Linked DNA regions of Homo sapiens: region 1 is linked to region 2. A link is a loop called in an ENCODE intact Hi-C map of the cell type or tissue named here. Cell type or tissue: MCF 10A. All regions are shown on one strand. Links, peaks and the distances in the headings refer to the core of each region. The heading gives the core; the rest is flanking DNA.

What was found. Peaks named below come from ENCODE experiments on the same cell type or tissue, not always from the same donor. Only the 100,000 strongest peaks of a DNase experiment are listed, where the experiment ranks them.
Region 1: a loop joins it to region 2, with 11 times the contacts of the local background. A loop is called at or near these places in 3 of 110 quality-filtered maps.

The regions. Positions count from the first base shown.
Region 1 is chr10:6,397,945-6,404,817 of GRCh38, reverse strand. LOC124902370 (a long non-coding RNA gene) reads left to right here. Exons shown (of 2, transcript XR_007062044.1): 2 at 3,017-6,489. It also overlaps a transcript of PRKCQ not described here. Among named protein-coding and RNA genes, the nearest start is that of LINC02656, 51 kb to the right of the region's middle. In MCF 10A, for the core only: a CTCF peak has its summit at 2,828 (motif pointing right); DNase peaks (open chromatin) are centred at 2,857 and 3,127.
Region 2 is chr10:5,620,924-5,627,796 of GRCh38, reverse strand. LOC107984199 (a long non-coding RNA gene) reads left to right here. Exons shown (of 2, transcript XR_001747344.2): 2 at 2,972-3,400. Among named protein-coding and RNA genes, the nearest start is that of LINC02677, 6.2 kb to the right of the region's middle. In MCF 10A, for the core only: a CTCF peak has its summit at 4,462 (motif pointing right); a DNase peak (open chromatin) is centred at 4,496.

The DNA.
Region 1 (6,873 bases), core at 1,461-3,960, 780 kb before region 2:
ATGAAAGAGAGAGAGAAAGAAGGAAGGAAGGAGTGAAGGAAGGAAGAAAGGATGGAAGGAAGGAAGGGAAGGGAGGAAGGAAGGAGGGAGGAAGGAGAGAGAGAGAAAGAAAGAAAAAAGGAAAGAAAGGAAGGAAGAAAGGAAAGAGAGAAAGAAAAAGAGAAAAAAGGAAAGAAAGGAAGGAAGAAAGGAAAGAGAGAAAGAAAGAGAGAAAGAGAGAGAGAAAAAAAGAAAGAAAGAAAGAGAAAGAAGGAAGAAAGGATGGAAGTAAGGAAGGAAGGGAAGGAAGGAAGGAGGGAGGAAGGAGAGACAGAGAAAGAAAGGAAAGAGAGAAAGAAAGAAAAAAGGAAAAAAGGAAGGAAGAAAGGAAAGAGAAAGAAAGAGAGAAAGAAAGAGAAAAAAGAAAGAAAGAAGGAAAGAAAGAAAAGAAAGAACGAAAGAAAGAATGAATCCATTGTCAGAGTCTGGCATGGAAGAGGGTTTTTTATCTGAACATTGCAAGTATTTGAGTTAGACCTCTGGCCATGCAATCTCTCTCTCTCTCTCTCTCTCTCTCTCTCTCCCCCCCCCTTCTCTCCCTTTCTCTCTCTCTCTCTCTCTAGTTTTTTCTTTTCTCTTTCTCTTTAATGCCATTAAAGGATTTTTGCCCTTATCTAATCTTGGCAAGGAAAGGGTAGAATTCTGCATTTTTTTATTCTTGCTACTAAAACTGTGACCATAATCCTAAAAATTGTCTCTCAGTTATTAGAATCTGTAGGCACTTTTTCTCCATTTCCTCTCCCCCTTTTTAGGCCTTCGTATCCTGCTATCTCCTATCTTTTCCTCATATGCACCCTAATGTCTTATCTGTCACCATAGAGATTGTAAAATCATGAAGACCTGTTGGCCTAGCATCTGTTCTTAGGAGGAAATAAATGAGTGTGTGTGTGACTTTGGGAACAAAGTATTGCTGAGGCTAATGATTACTCATTCATTTTTTTTTTCATTCATTTATCCCTGAAACAAACAATTATCGAGCACCAACTATGTCTTAGGCACTGGGAATACAAAATTCAGTTAGCATCATGCAGACCCTTTAGCTGTCTCCATTTCAATAGGAGAGATAAACACTGGATTGCAATACATTGTGCTCAGACACAATAATAAGAGGTGCGTAGATTAAAATGGTCTGACACAGCATTTGAAACATCCATATAACACCTTTCCAAAGCTTCCTCAGGCCATGAGCATGGGGAGAAGCTTTGTTTCTGTGGTTACCAAAGGTCTCATCTTAGACCCACCAAAGTCGGCAGAAACCTGAGAGTGAGCCGGGAACTCACGGTTCAGGGACACTGGATATGCCCCAGAGATAGCAGAGGGGAATGAAGACATGAATGCTGAGCTGGGCTCTGCAGGTGTTGGATGGTCAAACCAAGCTGCCTGGATCATTATATAAAAATAACATCAGAAGCACTTTTCTCTTTTCCAAATAGAAGGGACCCTACTCCATAGCCTTGCCCTACTCCGACTAAGACACTGGCAGCGAACTCCTTAGTGTTTGCCACACTATGGTGTCCTTGAGAAGTCTGAATCCTGCCGCACCCCACCTCTGAGTGTCCACCGTCTGCACATTGCCGGAAACTAGGTGTTTTAGCACAGAGCTTCAGGCATGAGAGCGACCAGCAGGGCCGGCCAGTGCCCGGTGCTATGCCTGGCTTCCTTGCCCTGCATGTTGATTGGCAGAGGAGATAAAACACAAAAGGAGCACCAGTGAAGGGATAGGAGAGTAGAGCAAGGTAGAGAGGAAGGGAGGACAGGAAGCAGGGAGGAAAAGCAGCAGCCAGGTGGTCAGGAGATAGTGTGCAGACACTGAATTAAAAAGTGGTCCTAATTCCCTTCATGGAATTCTTTTTGTTTCTATTTGGTTTTGAGACAGAGTCTCATTCTGTTGCCCAGGCTAGAGTGCAGTGACACAATCTCAGCTCACTGCAACCTCCACCTCCTGGATTCAAGTGATTCTCCTGTCTCAGCCTCCAAAGTAGCTGGGACTACAGGTGCCCACGACCACACTTGGCTAATTTTTGTACTTTTAGTAGAAACGGGGTTTTGCCATGTTAGCCAGGCTGGTCTCGAACTCTTGACCTCAAGTGCTGGGATTTACGGGCATGAGCCACCCTGCCCGGCCCTTAATAGAACTCTTAAAGGCCACACAGTGCTTCACTTTATACAAGAAAGCTCGGAACAGAAAAAGTAGTTACTGCCACTCTTCTTTGAAATTGTTAAGTCCCCTTTGCTTCTTTGGGTACACGGAGAAGTTGCCAAGGCAACCCGAGCAGGGAGATGCGGAGTCAGGCTTTTCTGTCTGTGTCCTTCATGTTGGGTACAGTGCTTCACACATGGTAGGCGTGAGGGAGGAAAGAGCGGAAGGAATAGATGAAGCTCAGCTTTTTTTTTTTTTTTTTTTTTTGGCATTGAAATTGCACTCTTTTGGGGTTTTTTAAAATTATAGTTTAAGTTCTGGGGTAGATGTGCAGAACACGCAGTTTTGTTACATAGGTATGCACGTGCCATGGTGGTCTCCTGCACCCATCAACATTAGGTATTTCTCCTAATGCTATCCCTCCCCTAGTCCCCAATCCCCCAACAGGCCCCGGTGTGTGATGTTCCCCTCCCTGCGTCCATGCGTTCTCATTGTTCAACTCCCACTTATGAGTGAGAACATGCGGTGTTTGGTTTTCTGTTCTTGTGTTAGTTTGCCGAGAATGATGGTTTCCAGCTTCTTTGCAGCGTCTGTGTTCTTCCAATAGTTCCCAGCCGCACTATTTTGGACTTGAGTCACTAGAGGGAGGCAGAGGAACATGAAAAAGCTGCAGTTTCCGTCCCTGCTGGGCAGGGCTGCCTCAGACCTGAGCTGAGGACTCAGGAACTTCAGTGACCAGGCAGGATTAGAGATGGGAAGAATTCCAGGCTTCAGCCTTCCCCTTAATTCAAGATGTGTATTCTGCCTTTAATCAGAGTGTAACCTATGTATTTGTAGGAAATAATAAGAAAAAAGCTGCTTATTGCAGAGCCATGTAGAATTATCGGGTGGAAGTCAGAGAAAGAGACGGCGGGTCAACAGCTCCCAGCAGACAGCGTGACTCAGCAGGAAAGCCCGTGGGAATCAGAGCTTTGGGACCAGAGTGCCCTGGCCCCGCAATCCTCACCAAGTGGCTGGCGCTCAGAACCCCAGGTGTTGTAATCAGTAAAAGGGTGGCGGTAATCACTTCTACCTCATTGGGTTACTATACAAAGCACGAAAATGGATCAATATTTAAAAAAAAAAAACCAGCCCTCTCCTAAAACAGAGGAGAACTATATGGATGTCAATCCAATTATTACTATTAACCATGTGTTCAAGTCATGAGGTTGTCTACTTAATTATGTCCTTAAAGTTTGTTGACCTTAAATAAGGTGATACAGAAAATATGATGAAGTATGGGGTTTATTTGAGTACAGAGCTTGAGAACGGTCACCCGGAAAACACAGACCCCAAAGGGACATGCTCTAAAGTGGGGAAGCTAAGGCTGTGCTTACATAGGTAGAGATGGTTTCGGCAGGTTGCAATGTTTTCCGTGCAAGGCTAGATACATGTCATAGCGATTTGATTAGGGTGGCTTGCTCCATTCCATGGAAGATGGCTGTAATGTTCTGTGAGGACAAGAGTAATGTTCTGAGGGGTCACCACTCAGAGGGTCTTATTTCTGGTGCTACTCGGTCATTCCTAATCGTTTACGGGAAAAAGCAGAAGTTGCAACGGCATGCTATGTGACTCAGTCCATTTCTCTCAAGGCTCAGAATAAAGTTCCAACAGTTTTAAATTTGAATTATTTAATTTTGCAAGTTCTCCAGAAGACAGTAAGCTCTAAAAGGGAACGAACTATGGTCGTTGTTCTTAGCATCTAACATGGTACCCATTCAATATTTTTTCTTTCTTTCTTCTGCTTTTTGTAGAAGTGGGGTCTTTCTATGTCGCCCAGGCTAGATTTGAACCCCTGGGCTCAAGCATCGTCCCACCTCAGCCTGCCGAGCACCCAGGACTGTAGGTGCATGCCAGCTGGCAGATTTTTTTTTTTTTTTTCAGTTTCTTAAATGAATGAGTAAAAACACTTACATGTAGCCAAACCATATAATTTACTAGCTAAAATGAGCCTTTTTTTTTTTTTTTCTGAAAGGAAGCACTGTTAGCAATTACTCCAGGAAACAGGTTAAAAGCAGAACTGTCCTGGGCCTGCCGAGACACGGGACGTGGGATTGCTCGAGAGATCCAGCTCTCGCTGTGTGTTGAAATATAGTTCAGGGCACACTGCTCAGGGCTGGGACTGCCCTGCGTATATGACAGTATTAAGTCATCTCACCTGCATAACAACACAGCGAGGTTGGTACTGTGACTACTCACATTCAACAAATGTGTATGGACCACCTGCTGTCTTCCAAGTCTTCCAGAATCTTGGAATGCATCAAAACACAACAAGCAAGATGTCTGTCCTTTCAGAGCAGGAGATGAGGAAGACAGACAGTAAATCACAAACATAGCAAACAAGTAAATTACATAGTTTGCTAAAAGGTACTGGGGCTACAGATGAAAGAAGGGCAGAGCCGGGGGATTCAGTGTTGAATGAGGAAACTCAGGTAGAGAACACCAAGTCAGCAGCCGACATCTCCAGCTGGCTAGTAACAGAGCCCCATTCTAACTTGGGCAATCTGGCCACGTTCCTGCTCTTCACCTGGACTCTGCCTTCTCTTTCAGTTCTGACGTGCGTCAAACCGTGCAGCATGTTCAAATTCATTCAAATCCATCAGTGGCACAGAAGAACACACAAAATCTGGCAATACTTCCTTGAACTAAACTCAGTGTCCGCCCCCCCAACCCCCGATTGATGCCAGACATTTGCCACCCTGGGGACTTGATCTGAGTGACCTTGGGTTCATAGGAGATGCTGGGCCCTTGGAATTGATTGTCTACCCTGTAGGAATGGAGGCCACATCTCTGTTCTGCCTGGAGAACTTTTTCATCATGAGTTTGTGGAATCCGCCAGCCAAGCCCACCAGACAGGACTAAACAAACGACTCTAGGGGGAAAGGCCAGGCTTCCTGAAAGTCTAAATTGCTTGAACTAATGCTGGCATTTCAGCATTTTGAGCCATTCAAGCCACATGATGTCAAACTTCCTCTCCTCCACCCCCATCTCCTCACCCTGCTCTCTTCTGCCTCTTGACCTTCCTCATCTTGTGGCTCTGGCAAAACTCCAGGGTGGCTATTCAACCTGTCTCAACACACCCTGTGCCAAAAAAAAATAAAAAGAAGGAAAAAAAAAAGGGGGCAATTTCTGTCTCCAGGGCAAGGGCTGCTGGGCTCAGCCGGGTGGATGTTGCCAAGAGCGCAGCAATAGCTCCAGGCTAGGCAGGGAGCACAAAGGAATCTTTAAATTTAAAACTCACTGCAGAAAGGAATTGAGCACATTCTCAACATTCTGAGTCTGTGTGTTTATGTTTAAATATTCCAACCACTAGCTTACATACCATCTAGTAAGTAAATCACGGTGAATATTTATCGAGGACCTACTATATGCAAGGCACTCTGCTCACCATTATTTACTTGTGGGGACACTATGGCTTTCACCCAAAGCTGTCATTCTCTAGGCTGCCTTTTCATATCTACAAAGCAAGGGAGTTTACATTGACAGTCTCCAGAAATTCAGCTTTAATGGCTGGGTGCAGTGGCTCAGCCATTGTATCATTGTATCATTGTATTGATATGCCTGTAATCTCAGCACTTTGGGAGGCTGAGGCAGGCAGATTGCTTGAGTTCAGAAGTTCGAGACCAGCCTGGGCAACATGGTGAAATCCTACAGAAAACTCTATAAAATTTTTTTTTAATTAGTTGGGTGTGGTGGCTTGCACCTGTGGTCCTAGATACTCGGGAAGCTAAGGTGGGAGGATGGCTTGAGCCCAGGAGGTAGAGGTTGCAGTGAGCTGTAATTGCGCCACTGCACTCCAGCCTGGGTGACAGAGCCAGACTGTGTCTCAAAAAAGAAAAGAGAAAAAAAAAGAAAAAGAAAAATTCAGCTCTAAAATTGTGACTCGTTCCTTGCTCTACTGTGAGCATCCTGAAAGCAATTGTGTCTCCTTTCTCTCTCTCTCCCAGCATCTAGCACAGGCCATGACATGGAGGAAATGATGGGTAAACGTCCATTGAGCAAATCAAACTTCTGAAATAAGGCTCTTCAAGAAGGTTTCAACAACCAACCAAAGGCTGACTCACATGCCCACTCCAAATGAATGAGAAAACATATTATAGAATTTTCCTGTTGTTGAACAGCTGGGCACAGAAAGCTTTTTTCCTCCATGAAAGAATATTGACTAACTTATGCAAGCCTCTCAAAATCTAAAAGTATTTTCCAACACACAGTCAAATTATATGACAAACAGCCCTTTATTTTAAAATAAATATCATCTTTTGAAGAACTAAGTTGGAAGACTTACACTTCTTAATTTCAAAACTTACTACACAGTGACAGCAATCAAGATATTGTGGTACTGGCGTAAGACTAGACATGAAAATCAATGGAATAGAATACAGAGTTCATACATAAATAAGCCTATACATTTATGGTCATCGACTTTCAACAAAGGTGCCAAGGGAATGCAAAGGAGAAAAAATAGGATTTTCAACAAATGATGCTAAGAACAGCTGAATATCTACATTCAAAAGAATGAGCTTGAACCCCAATCTCACACCATGCACAAAAAGCAGCTCAAAATGGATGATAGACTTAAATGTAAGAAGTAACACTTATGAGATTCTTAAAATAAAACATAGGGATAAATCTTGACTTTGGGTTAGGCAAGGATT
Region 2 (6,873 bases), core at 2,925-5,424:
TGAGACAGTACCCACCCCACCTGCAGTCCTGGAAGGCACAGGTCAGTGTGTGGGTTCTGGATATTTGTGGCTTTAGCAACTGGAATTTTTATTTATTTATTTGAAATAGGGTCTGACTCTGTCACCCAGGCTGGAGTTCAGTGGCGCAATCACAGTTCATAGCAGCCTTGAACTCCTGGGTCCAAGTGATCCTCCTGCCTCAGCTTCATGAAAAACTGGGACCACAGGTGTGCACCACCATGCCTGGCTATTTTTAAAAATGTTTTGTAGAGATGGGATCTCGCCATGTTTCCCAGGCTGGTCTTGATCTCCTGGGCTCAAGAAATCCTTTCACCTTGGCCTCCTAGATTGCTGCGATTATAGGCGTGAGCCGCTACGTTCGACACAACTGGAATTTTTAGATGCCAATGTAGTCTCAACACTTTCTCCAGACATCCACACTAATGTGGTGAGGTGTATTGCTGGCTTAAAACAACAACAGGCCGGGCGCGGTGGCTCACGCCTGTAATCCCAGCACTTTGGGAGGCCGAGGCAGGCGGATCACGAGGTCAGGAGATCGAGACCATCCTGGCTAACACGGTGAAACCCTGTCTGTACTAAAAATACAAAAAAATTAGCCCAGCGTGGTGGCGGGCGCCTGTAATCCCAGCTACTTGGGAGGCTGAGGCAGGAGAATGGCGTGAGCCCTGGAGGCAGAGCTTGCAGTGAGCCGAGATCATGCCACTGCACTCCAGCCTGGGCGACAGAGCAAGACTCTATCTCAAAAAAAAAAAAAAAAAAACAGCAACAACACACCACAACAACGCCAACGTGTTCCCTGCCTATCCTCCTTCTCACTGTGAAACATATTTCGGACTGTGGAGAAAGCTTTCTAGTTAAGCAGGAAATTCCTTTCCATCTTTCAGGGCCCAGCTCATTTCTGACCCTTGTGAATGTTCCTTAATTTCCTCCCAGACTGAAGAATCCTTCTCTTTCTGGGTTTCCAGGTACCTTGCTTGTAACTCTACCCAAAGCACTTTGCTTTTAATTCTATAACAGTTCCTATCTTTCTTGATTCGAATACTTTATTCACGTGCTTGTAAAGTTTCCCAGACTGCAAGGACCTTGAGGCTAGAGGCCAGGTCCTGTCTGCCCTCACCCCAGCAGCTCCATGCCCAGCACACAGCCTGGCTCAGAGAATGAGCTCCGAACATGTTTGCAGGATGAGGGCCAAGGTGAACAGTGGCCTTCAGGGGCCCTGGCTGCTGGTGCCATGTGGGAGGGACATCTGTTGGTTCCCATCCGTCATTCCGGTTGCACCTGGCTGCTGCGCTCATTCGGCACAGAAGGCTGAACCGGGCACCTCAGTCATTTTTATTTTTTAACCATCATTTCCCAGGGTGACCCTGAGCCGGGCCGCAGCAGTGGAGGGAGCCCTGTTGTGGGAGCAGGTCTGGGATGACTGTGTGCTGAGGGCAGTTGTGAGGTCAGTGGGTAAAGGGAGGAAGTTGCCCTTTGGCAGTGTTTAAAATCTGGAATCTAAGTTTTATTCATGGTGTGGTGTAGATGAGTGAATATGCAACTATCTGAGTGTGTTCCCCACACAAGGGAGTCATCCCTCCCAGCAGATTTCCAGAACCTCTCGGAATAAACCTTCTGGCCCGTGTGTGGATCAACAACAGCTGCTCTCTCACAGCTGCCACAATTGTAGCTGTCCTTTAGGGCTTCTAAACTTCCAACCAGGGTGCCCTGGCAGAAAGCACTTCATGACGAGTCCAGAGTGAGCCCAGCATTGGGAAGGCTGCAGCACCTGTCTCCAAGCCAGAGTGGTGGCAAACCCAGAGACCAAGAGGGGCAGCCTTGCCATCAATGATGTCGCCTTTGGATCCCTGGGCATCTCCAAGGGGCTTCACCTGCTGCCCATGCAGGGCTCCCCACTGGATGCGGCCTGGCTCAGGGTCCACCTGGGAAATGAGAGCAAAAGCACATTATTATGATGGCTCCACTCTTTTCATGGGAAAAAGTATATATTTAGGATTAGCCAGCTGGATGCAGTTTATTTTATTTTTTAATTAATTACTTTTAATTTTTGAGATGGGGTCTCACACGGTTACCCAGGCTGGAGTGCAGTGGTATGATCATGGCTCACTGTAGCCTCAACCTCCTGGGCTCAAGTGATTCTCCCACCTCAGCCTCCTGAGTAGCTGGGACCACAAGCGTGAGCTACCATGCTGCGCTAATTTTTAAAAATTTTTAAAAATTTTGTAGAGATGAGGTCTCACTATGTTGCCCAGGCTGGTCTTGATCTCCTGGGTCCAAGGGACCCTCCCACCTTGGCCTCCCAAAGTGCTGGGCTTACAGGTGTGAGCCACCATGCCCAGCTCTGGACACAGTTTAGATGACCCGGTTTTGTGGGCAGCATCCAAACCATCTTAGCCAGGTGCCAATTGAACCTCGGGCCTGAGCAGGGTATGGGCCTTGGGCATACCGATGTCGGAGGGCTTCTTTCCAGCCTGTTTGCCCAGCGCCTGCCAGCTTTGACATCCATAAGAAGCACGTGTGTGGTTGTCTTCTGTTAGGCTGGTGCAAAAGTAATTGCGGTTTTTGCCATCTAAAGTAATGGCAAAAACCATGATTACTTTTGCACCAATCTAATAACGTCTTTATGGCGGACTCGGGTTGGGGACGCTCCTTCGGGTGCTCTTCCGAGGATAGCTGGGCTGTCTCCGGAGCTGCAGCGTCTTGGGCCGCCGGAGGGTGGCTGACGGCGGATCTACTTTTTGTGGCTGTGGACACCTTTCAGCACCGCCTCCTTGGTCCTCAAAGCCCCTACTGTGGCTTGGGCTTTGGGAGGGGCAGGCGCTTCCTTCATTACCTTGGGCGCCATCTTGAGAAAAGGGTCCTGGCAGTTCCGTTTCCGGTGCCTCCCGCGGGTGGCGAGCCTTCGAGATGGCCGCATCGGGCAAGTGCTGCTGTCTTCTCTGCTTTACAGATGTGGGGAGGTCTGGGAGGTTAAACCGTTTCCTCCAGATCACATTCCCGGGAAGACGAACCCAGCTGTGCCTGACTGCTCCTTTCTTCTCACTGCTTCTGCGGAGGTGGAGACGCCCGCGTAGCCCGTGTTGTCTTCCTCTGCCCACTCCAGGCCAAGCATCCCCCTTCCTGTCACGCGCTCTTTGATGGCTTCACTGTCCTGGACACCCCCTCAGATCTGTGCTGTCTCAGAGAAAGCAAGCGAGAATGGGCCCACGGTGCTCCTCGTCTTTGGAAATGGATTTTACCTTTATAAGTGAGAGCTTTCAGAGGCACAGAGTCCTGGGGCTGCATAGGAACAGGGGGCCTGGTCGGGGCTCTTTTCCTTTCCGGGACCTCTTTCTCTATAAAGAAAATAAAAATGCGATTTGAGGACTGTTGGTACAAATATGAATGTAATCTAGGCTGGATTCATAACTGTATATTATTATTATATTAAAATTTGACTTGAAAAGAAGTGGGGGCTGGGCGTGGTGGCTCACGCCTGTAATCCCAACACTTTGGGAGGCTGAGGTGGGTGGATCACGAGGTCAAGAGATCGAGACCATCCCGGCTAACATGGTGAAACCTCGTCTCTACTAAAAAATACAAAAAAATTAGCTGGGCGTGGTGGCGGGCGCCTGTGGTCCCAGCTACTCGGGAGGCTGAGGCAGGAGAATCGCTTGAACCCAGGAGGCAGAGGTTGCAGTGAGCTGAGATCAAGCCAGTGCACTCCAGCCTGGGCGATAGAGCGAGACTCTGTCTCAGAATAAATAAATACATTAATTAATTAATAAGAGTGGAAGTAAGAACGTTTTCTTGGGTCCCTAAAATATTGTGGGCTCCAGACACTGGAGGATAAGTCACCCCGAGTGTCCTACCCTTTATAATGAGTGGGAATTTAGCCATGGGGCTGGGCCGAAAGGGGCTGCTTTGGGGAAGTGATCCTTCTGGGATCCTGTAACTGCTGAAGATCAGAACAAAAGGGGAGATTGTTGAGGTTAGCTTTTTAACTTTTTTGAGACAGGGTCTCACTCTGTCACCCAGGCTGGAGTGCAGTGGCGTGATCTTGGCTCACTGCAGCCTTGATTTCTCATGCTTAAGCAATTTTCATGCCTCAGCCTCCAGAGGAGCTGGGCTGGGACTACAGGTACACACCACCATGCACGGCTGATTTTTTAATTTTTTGCAGAGACAGGGTCTCCCTATGTTGCCCAGGCTGAGGTGAGCTTTTTAGTGTCACCATTAAGCTGCTTGAAGCTCGGGGTCCTCTGCATGTTCTTAGTTTTCATGAATGAGCTGCAGGTTCACCCCTAAATATTTGCCAGCCACTGCTCAGGCACAGGTTTGTGGTCTGAGTCGTTGGTGCGCAGACGTCCTGAACTCCATTGGCCCTGACCTGCGGGTGACAGGTGCAGCAGGCTCAAAAGCTGCCCAGGTCCATTTGCACCCTCCTGGTGTTTAGCGTTTGGCCACACGGGGGCACGAGCGGGACAGCCTAGATCGGCCTGCGTCCCATCTGGGCCGTGGGAGGAGCCGCGGGAGAAGCCTTGGGCCTCGCCAAGCTGACTGTGGCCTGGGCCCAGGAGGGTGTCATCTAGAAGGCCCCTGCTCCCTGCCACCATCAGTAATCCCCAGCCCTGGAGGCATTGAAGGCAACTCAGTCCCAGGGAGCCACGGGCTGGGTGGAGCTGGGCCACCCTGATTACAGGTCGTTCAGAGCTGGTGGCCTGGGGGTGTCACACCCCGGGCCTCGGACTTCTTACCTGAAACACGCAGGGTGCCTGCGAAAGGTCTCAAAGGTCACTTTATGCTCTCAATTCTTCTAAAATTAAAATTAATTTAAAAAGACTTTTTCAGCTTTATTGAGGTATAATTAACAAATAAAAATTGTATATATTTAAGGTGTACATGATGCTTTGATATATGTATAGACCGAAATGATTATCAGTCAAACTAATGAACAAACCCATCAGCTCACGTAGCGACAGTATTTCTGTGTGTGTGGTGAGAACACTTAAGATAAAATCTTTTAGCAAATTCCCAGGATACAGTATTATTAACTGTACTCATGATGCCATACATTAGATCTCAAATAACTTACTCATCCTGCATAGCTAAAATGTTATACCCTTTGACTGACTCAGATCTTAATTCTGCAGAAAATGCACCAGGGCTGAAGTGTAAGGAGACAAGGAGGGTCTCCAGGGACCACCATAGGATTTTTTTTTTTTTTTTTGAGACAGGGTCTAGCTCTGTTGCCCAGGCTGGAGTGCAGTAGTGTGATCACAGCTCACTGCAGCCTTGACCTCCTGGGTTCAAGTGATCCTCCCATCTCAGCCTCCTGAGTACAGCTGGGACCACAGGTGTGCGCCACCACATCCAGGGACCGGAGGAATTTAATCCAGTTGAGCCATCAGCCTGGGTTACAGCCTCCTGCCCTGCAGCCTACTCTTCCCAACCCTGGGTGGAATGAGGCCACCCTGTTGGTCAGAACCAGCTCCTGAAAGACCCTGGCAACTTAGACGTGAATCCCAGTGAACTTTCCTCATGACAATGCTAAGTCTCTACCCTGGAAAAGCTGCAGCTTCAGGACCATAACATGCAACCCATGTGCTGGCATGATGACAGGGTCCTGTGCCACAGAGACCCCTGCTCTACATGCGACGATGCACCCTCTGCCCTCTCCATTGCCCCATAATACCCTCCTGTCACTTTCCCTTGGAGAGACACTGCTTTGAGAATATGCCCAGTGCCCTCCTTATTGGAGCCAAGTAATAAACTCATGGATCAAAACTTGCATTCTCACAGAGAGTCATTGTTGCTTGACAGGGGAATGAACCCTGCTATTTTTCGGGTAGCAGAAGCTCATGTTTCATGGCACGGCCAGTTTCTGATACCTGCTTGGCCATTACCTTGGCTGGGTGACGTGAGGCAAGTCACCTTTCCTCTCAGATTCTCTCTTTGTGTGTTGTTGGCCCTGTCATTTCATTTTTTATTTTTGTTTTTGAGACAGTCTCATTTTGTCACCTAGGCTGGAATGCAGTGGCATGATCTCAGCTCACTGCAACCTTCGCCTCTTGGGTTCAAGCACTTCTCGTGCCTCAGCCTCCCAAGTAGCTGGCACTACAGGTACACACCACCATGCCTGGCTAATTTTTGTATACTTTGGAGAGACGGGGTTTCGCCATGTTGTCCAGGCTGGTCTTGAACTCCTGAGATCAAGTAATCCTCCTGCCTCAGCCTCCCAGAGTGCTGGGGTTACAGGCGTGAGCCACCGCACCCAGCCAGCCCTGTCCTTTCAATGGACCCTAGCTTGTCTGGGAGCATTCTTTGTGGGGTGAGAGGGGAGTCCATGTAAACTTTGTTTTCTACCTCCATCCCCCACACTGGCTGAGGAAGTTCTGGCTGGGGGCTGTCTCAGAGGAAGGGGGCTGCCTACAGGGGGCCAGGTGATTCCATCACCCGGAACCTCGAACCTTCCACTGTCCTGCTGCTGAGGCCTGGAGGGACAGTTGAGTCTGGGGAGAAAAAAAGCCAGGAGAACTGTGCCTGAAGTAGAAAGTCCACTAATTTGTCCCACAACCATAACCCTGCACCCCCGGCTCCCACGCGGCTTCGTCCGGACCCGGCAATGAACCGCTTCCCCAGGTGCTTGTTATTTAAACTGTCTCCACCATCCTGTGACTTCTCTTAAATTTAACCATCTTGGTGTCTTGCCATCCGGCCCCGAACAGGGGTGTGGAGGAGTTAGCTGGGTGCTGACGGATGAACGCAGAGTTCTGGGTCCTGCTCCGGGTTCGTTTTGTAGAAATGTATCGAGGGAATGAATCATTTTCATCAATGGGTGTTTTCCCTCCTATCTTTTCATTTCTTTTTGTT